Linked DNA regions of Homo sapiens: region 2 is linked to region 1. A link is an interaction called in ENCODE POLR2A ChIA-PET data of the cell type or tissue named here. Cell type or tissue: HepG2. All regions are shown on one strand. Links, peaks and the distances in the headings refer to the core of each region. The heading gives the core; the rest is flanking DNA.

What was found. Peaks named below come from ENCODE experiments on the same cell type or tissue, not always from the same donor. Only the 100,000 strongest peaks of a DNase experiment are listed, where the experiment ranks them.
Region 2: POLR2A ChIA-PET joins it to region 1 with 5 read pairs; 8 of 35 experiments call an interaction of 5 or more read pairs at or near these places.

What each region holds. Positions count from the first base shown.
Region 1 is chr19:2,586,736-2,589,634 of GRCh38, reverse strand. All of the region lies in intron 2 of GNG7 (G protein subunit gamma 7), which reads left to right. Among named protein-coding and RNA genes, the nearest start is that of MIR7850, 43 kb to the left of the region's middle. RefSeq lists an enhancer at 1,391-2,334. In HepG2, for the core only: no CTCF peak of the experiment used is centred there; DNase peaks (open chromatin) are centred at 1,264 and 1,994; H3K4me3 peaks cover 759 bases.
Region 2 is chr19:2,415,205-2,418,103 of GRCh38, reverse strand. TMPRSS9 (transmembrane serine protease 9) reads right to left here. Exons shown (of 19, transcript NM_001395513.1): 12 at 2,263-2,434; 13 at 1,295-1,566; 14 at 1-102. It overlaps LOC124904612 (a long non-coding RNA gene), which reads left to right and starts at 96. Exons shown (of 2, transcript XR_007067089.1): 1 at 96-339; 2 at 1,092-1,279. In HepG2, for the core only: no CTCF peak of the experiment used is centred there; a DNase peak (open chromatin) is centred at 1,383.

The DNA.
Region 1 (2,899 bases), core at 136-2,635:
CCATCATCTGACATGGGAGGAGGGGACCAGAGTCAAACAGCGGAGGTGGGAATGACACAGGAAGATCCAGAGACACGTGGAAGACTCCGAGAGCTGCAAGAAATGACATCTGGGAGGCCAGGCATGGTGGCTCATGCCTGTGATCTCAGCACTTAGGGAGGCCAAGGCGGACGGATCACTTGAGGTCAGGAGTTCAAGACCAGCCTGTTCAACATGGCAAAACACCATCTCTGCTATTTAAAAAAAAAAAAAAAAAAAAAAAAGTGCACCTGTAGTCCCAGCTACCTGGGAGGCTGAGGCAGGAGAATCACTTGAACCCAGGAGGCGGAGGTTACAGTGAGCTGATATCGCGCCACTGCACTCCAGCCTGGGCCACGGAGGGAGACTCCATCTTAGAAGAAAGAGACGGCCGGGCGTGGTGGCTCATGCCTGGAATCCCAGCACTTTGGGAGGCTGAGGCAGGCGGATCACCTGAGGTTGGGAGTTCGAGACCAGCCTGACCAAGGTGGAGAAACCCCATCTCTACTAAAAATACAAAATTAGCCAGGTGTGGTGGCTCATGCCTGTAATCCCAGCTACTTGGGAGGCTGAGGCAGGAGAATCGCTTGAACCTGGAAGGGGGAGGTTGTGGTGAGCCAAGATCGCGCCATTACACTCCAGCCTGGGTCACAGAGGGAGACTCCATCTTAAAGAAGAGAAAGGAGACCTGGGAGTCAGCTGGCACCAGGGCCAGCAAGGGACGGCTGATGTCACACCTGAGCACCTGGGAAGAGAGGTGCCACCACGAAGACAAAGCAAGGGAGTCGGGGAGGAAAAGAAGCCAGTTTCCCCAGAAAGATGACCACCTGGTGGGGTCTGCGGTGTGATCAGCAAGCCTGGGTTTGCTGGGTCTGAGGACTTGGAGCCACTCCAACCAGGACAACCCTGGGTAACCCAGCTGGGGTTGGTCACCCTGAGTCTGGAGTTCCCACGGAACGGGCCAAGGTTAGATGCGTCAGCAGGCGGTTTGAAATGAAGGTCAGAGGAGGATGGCTAAGAAATACGGCCCCTGACTGACGGGAGAAAGTTCCACGGGGCCCGCGTCCAGCTGCCGCCGCCCTGGGCTCCTGCTTTTTTCCCAGCCGGGGGAACGGGCCCTTTGACCGCCCTGCCCGGCCCTGTGCGATTCACCAGCTGTTGACTTTTAAAAGAAAAACAAACCTCATGACGTGCGTTAAGGTCTGTTTACTACCTGTCGCTTTGCAGAGAGCCGCGTCGTGCTGGTTTATCTCATTGTGACTTTTTAATCTGATGTCTTTCGGGTTGTCCTCAGGGAGCTGATTAGGATGTAAAGGCCAGTTGCAATTCAGCCGGACTCTCCCAGTGCACAAACAACATTGTCACCAGTCCCCGGCCACCCTCTCACGCCCCCACCAAGCTTAGGAAAATAGTTTGTGCTCAAGGGACTTGCTAGGTTTCTAAGCAGCCTGTGAAGTGCCGTATTTCTGCTGCACAAATTGTACCCGGGGACCTTTTACACCACAACAGGCCGTTTGCAAATAGAGAGATGGTTTTTCTTCTCTTGCTCCAATCTGGATGCTTTTCATTTCCTTTTCATGCCCAGTTGCCCTGGCTTGAATTTGCAATAACAATACTGAATAGAAACAGTGAGAGTGGCCACCCTTATCTTGTTCCTGTTCTTTCTTTCTTTTTCTTTTCTTTCCTTCCTTCCTTCTCTCTCTCTCTCCTTCTTTTCTTTTCTTTCCTTCCTTCCTTCCTTCCTTCCTTCCTTCTCTCTTTCTCTCTCTTTTCTTGAGATGAGAGTCTTGCTGTGTCGCCCAGGCTGGAGTGCAGTGGCACGATCTTGGCTCACCGCAACCTCTGCCTCCCAGGTTCAAGTGATTCTCCTGCCTCAGCCTGCCAGGTAGCTCCTGGAGGCTGAGACAGCGTCCCCCTCCCTTCCATGCTTCCACGGTCGGTGTGATGCTGCCTCGAGTTACAGCTTTTTGTGAACTGCATGAGGCCCGGGTGACTCAGCAGCCCAGGCCTGCCTCCCCTTTGAAGCCCGTTTGTGGCCGTTACAAGGTGGCCGCCTGCGTACCGACCCCCGAGCTGACGCCGGCTGTTGTCCTCACCGGCCAGAGCCTCTGCCATCCCAGGCGCTAGATCTCACAGCTCCTTTGGGTCCCAGGAACTTTCCCAGCCCCTTGCAGTTGCATCTCAGCAGCTGTGATTCTCATCAGAAGACATTGTGCCCGGGGAGCCCTCTGCCCTTCCGCCCAGGACCTGAGAACGTGGGTGAGCTTCCCCGGCAGAGGAAGCAACGCAGGGTACGCAGGTGAGGTCGGAGGGACAGGAGAGACCCCTGGGTCTGCACCTGGGAATGCTTCGGTCCAGGCAGAGACCCTAGAGCCAGATGCTCAGGGACGATCTGGTGATTGTGTGCAGGTCACTTCCTCCTGGTGTCTTCTTGCCGCCGCAACTCTCCGTGGTGAAACCTCCAACCCAGGGGTCCTAACCTGCGGCTGATCCTAGCCCCTGGGGGACATCGGGTGACGTCTGGGGCCAAAAATTAGCCGGATGTGGTGTTGCGTGGTAGTGGATGCCAGGATTCTCCACTGTCATTATGATTTCAAGGTGACATTCTTTTTTTTTTTTTTTTTTTTTTTTTGAGATGGAGTCCCGCTCTGTCACCCAGGCTGGAGTGCGGTGGCACAATCTCTGCTCACTGCAACCTCTGCCTCCCCGGCTCAAGCGATTCTCCTGCCTCAGCCTCCCGAGTAGCTGGGACTACAGGCACGTGACACCACACCCGGCTAATTTTTGTATTTTTAGTAGAGACAGGGTTTCACCATTTTGGCCAGGCTGGTTTCAAACTCCTGACCTCAAATAATCCGCCCACCTCAGCCTCCCAAAGTGC
Region 2 (2,899 bases), core at 148-2,647, 170 kb after region 1:
CGCAGATCATGCGGTCTGTGAGGGAGAAGTTGTAGAGCACACTACAGGTTTTCTGGTCTATGATGCCCACGGACGCCTTCTGCAGGAGCTCGGGCTTGGTGGCTACCAGGGAAAGAGCCAGAAAGGCCACGTGCACAGTGATCATCAGAGCAGCTCCAGTTCCGCTCCGATAACAGCCCCGAGATGCAGCATCCCCACCCCACAGACGAAGAAACCAGGGCTCACAGAGTTGCAGGAATCTCACAAAGCCACAGAGTGAGGAGGAGGTGGGCCTGATGGCCCGCTCAGAGCGCAAGAGTCTCCCCACTGTCCCCATGGGGCTGCCGCCCTAGCACCTGGGTAAGGTGTAGGAGGCCATTCTGAGGTCAAGGGAAGCATTAACTGTTGGAGTGGGAGGGGTCTCGGGATAGACTAGCGCAAGCAAGCACCAGTGAGCATTTGCTTTTTTTGTTTTTTGAGACAGGGTCTTGCTCTGTTGCCCAGGCTGGAGTGCAGTGGCATGATCATGGCTCACTGCGGCCTTGAACTCCCAGGCTCAAGTGATTCTCCTGCCTCAGCCTCCTAAGTAGCTGGGACTACAGGCATGTGCCACCATACTCGGCTAATTTTTTATTTTTCTATTTTTTTTTTTTTTTTTGAGATGGGAGTCTCGCTCTGTCACCCAGGCTGGAGTGCAGTGGCACAATCTCAGCTCACTGCAGCCTCTGCCTCCCAGATTCAAGCAATTCTCCTGCCTCAGCCTCCCGAGTAGCTGGGATTACAGGCATGCATCACCACACCCGGCTAATTTTTGTATTTCTAGTAGAGACGGGGTTTCACCATGTTGGCCAGGCTGATCTCAAACTCCTGACCTCAAATGATCCACCCTCCTGGGCCTCCCAAAGTGCTGGGATTACAGGTGTGAGCCACCACATGTGGCCGCCGGCAAACATTTTCTATAAATGGTCAGAGAATTAAATATTTTCAGCTTTAAGGGCCAGTCTCTGTCACAAGTATTTAACTCTGCTGCTATTGCAGGAAAGCAGCCATAGACAATCTGTTGATGTGTGAACATGGCCCCTGTTCCAATAAAACTTTGTTTATACAAACAGGCAACAGCCAGATTTTGCCCCCAGATGGAATGGGGAAGTGAGAGGTGTGTGGGCAGCGGGACCAAAGACAAAGGGATCAGCCACAGAGGTCCCTGTGCAGTGGAATTGGTTTAGGGTCCAGGTAAGAGATGCCCATCCTGACCCTCCCCAGGCCAGGCCCTGGAGAATAAATCCACCGTTCCCCTCGATGGGGCAGCGCTCACCATTTCCTTCCTGCGTATTTCCCCATCCGGAGATCATGCACTTCCGGCCCACAGGGAACTTCTGGATGGCCAGGGGCAGGCAGACAGGCTGGATGTATTTGTTGAAGGCCAGGGGGCTGGCCAGCTCCAGGACAGCCAGGTCGAAGTCCAGGATGCCAGGGTTGTAGAGGGGGTGCAGCACTACCCGCCGCAGCCCGATCTTCACCGGGCTCCCGCCCAGGCCCAGGAGGGACGCAGTGCCCAGGTGGGCCCGAACCTGCTCCACCTTCGTGCTATGGAGACAGGGCCCTCAGACATGCCTGCCCTCCAGCACATGCCCGCCTTCTTGGGGAGGGACAGGGCTGATGCACACCCCCAGGAAGCCACACAGGGCTGCCTGGGCCCCAGGACCATCCTCTGACCTTCGGCTCCAGGGAGGAGGACCAGGGAAAGAGGGGCTGCTGGGCTCCTCCTGAAAAGGATCCCAAGCTGGGGGACCTCGGACAAGTCAGGGGACCCTCAGGCTTCATTTTCTACACCTGTGCCAATGCCCCCCCCCAACCCCCTACAGCTTTATGAGTCTCTTTTTTGTTGAGACAGGGTCTCGCTCTGTTGCCCCAGATGGAGTGCAGTGGCACCATCAGGCTCACTGCAGCCTCGACCTCCTGGGCTCAAGCAATTCTCCTGCCTCACGCTCCTGAGTAGCTGGGACCACAGATGCGGGCCACCATGCCTGGGAATCTCCAAGATAAACGCTGCCTGGGTAGCAAGCAATGGGGAAGGAACCCTCCTCCCCCTCCCCTGGTTAGGCCCTGTTTGTCCTTAGAAGCCTTGGCACCGGCTCCCTCCTGTCTCTCAGCTGCCCTCAGGAGAGGAAGGGCTGCTCCCCAGTGGGGTCCATGCAGCAGCCCCAGCAGGATGGTTTCTGACAGGGAGGGGCTGGTGAGGAGGGGAAGCCGGGCAGCCTTCCTGGAGGAGGCGGGCCTTACTGGTTGAAGCAGTGGGCGGCAGACAGCAGCCAGCGGTCCCCCACCACAGTTGCTCCGCAGAAGTGCCGGGACCCTTCCTTCAGGCTGACCTGCCAGGGCACCTCCCCGGAGGCAGCTCCGAACCCGCCCACGACCCGGGTGGGCTTCTCCATTGCAGGCCTGGCCCCACATTCTGGAAGGAGGACACAAGACCAGGTCTGGGGATCTTGGCCTGCTCGGGTGGGAGCATCCGGTGGGGTGGTCCCAGGACACCGGTTGCAGCCAGGCCCTGAAGATGCCGCAATCCCTCCCGTTCCACACAAGAAGCCGTGGAGGCTTCAAGGTGTCCGTAGTTTGCCCAAGGTCCTGCAGCAAGTTCGTGGCCTCGCTTCGGGGACAGAAGTTAAGAAAGAAACATACAGCGGCCCAGTCAGCCCGAGGACCCCCCGCAACAGACCCCACCACAGACCCGCAGCCCACAAAGCCAGGTTTATGGCCTCCTTGCAAAGACGGGGCTGCACTCCAGGAGACCCATGGGGCGGCTGAGAAAAGGAAGGGTACGATTGTTAGGGGGTTTCGGAACAGAGTGTGGGGTGTAGGTGAACTGAAATGAAGCATGGCCGGGCGCGGTGGCTCATGCCTGTTATCCCAGCACTTT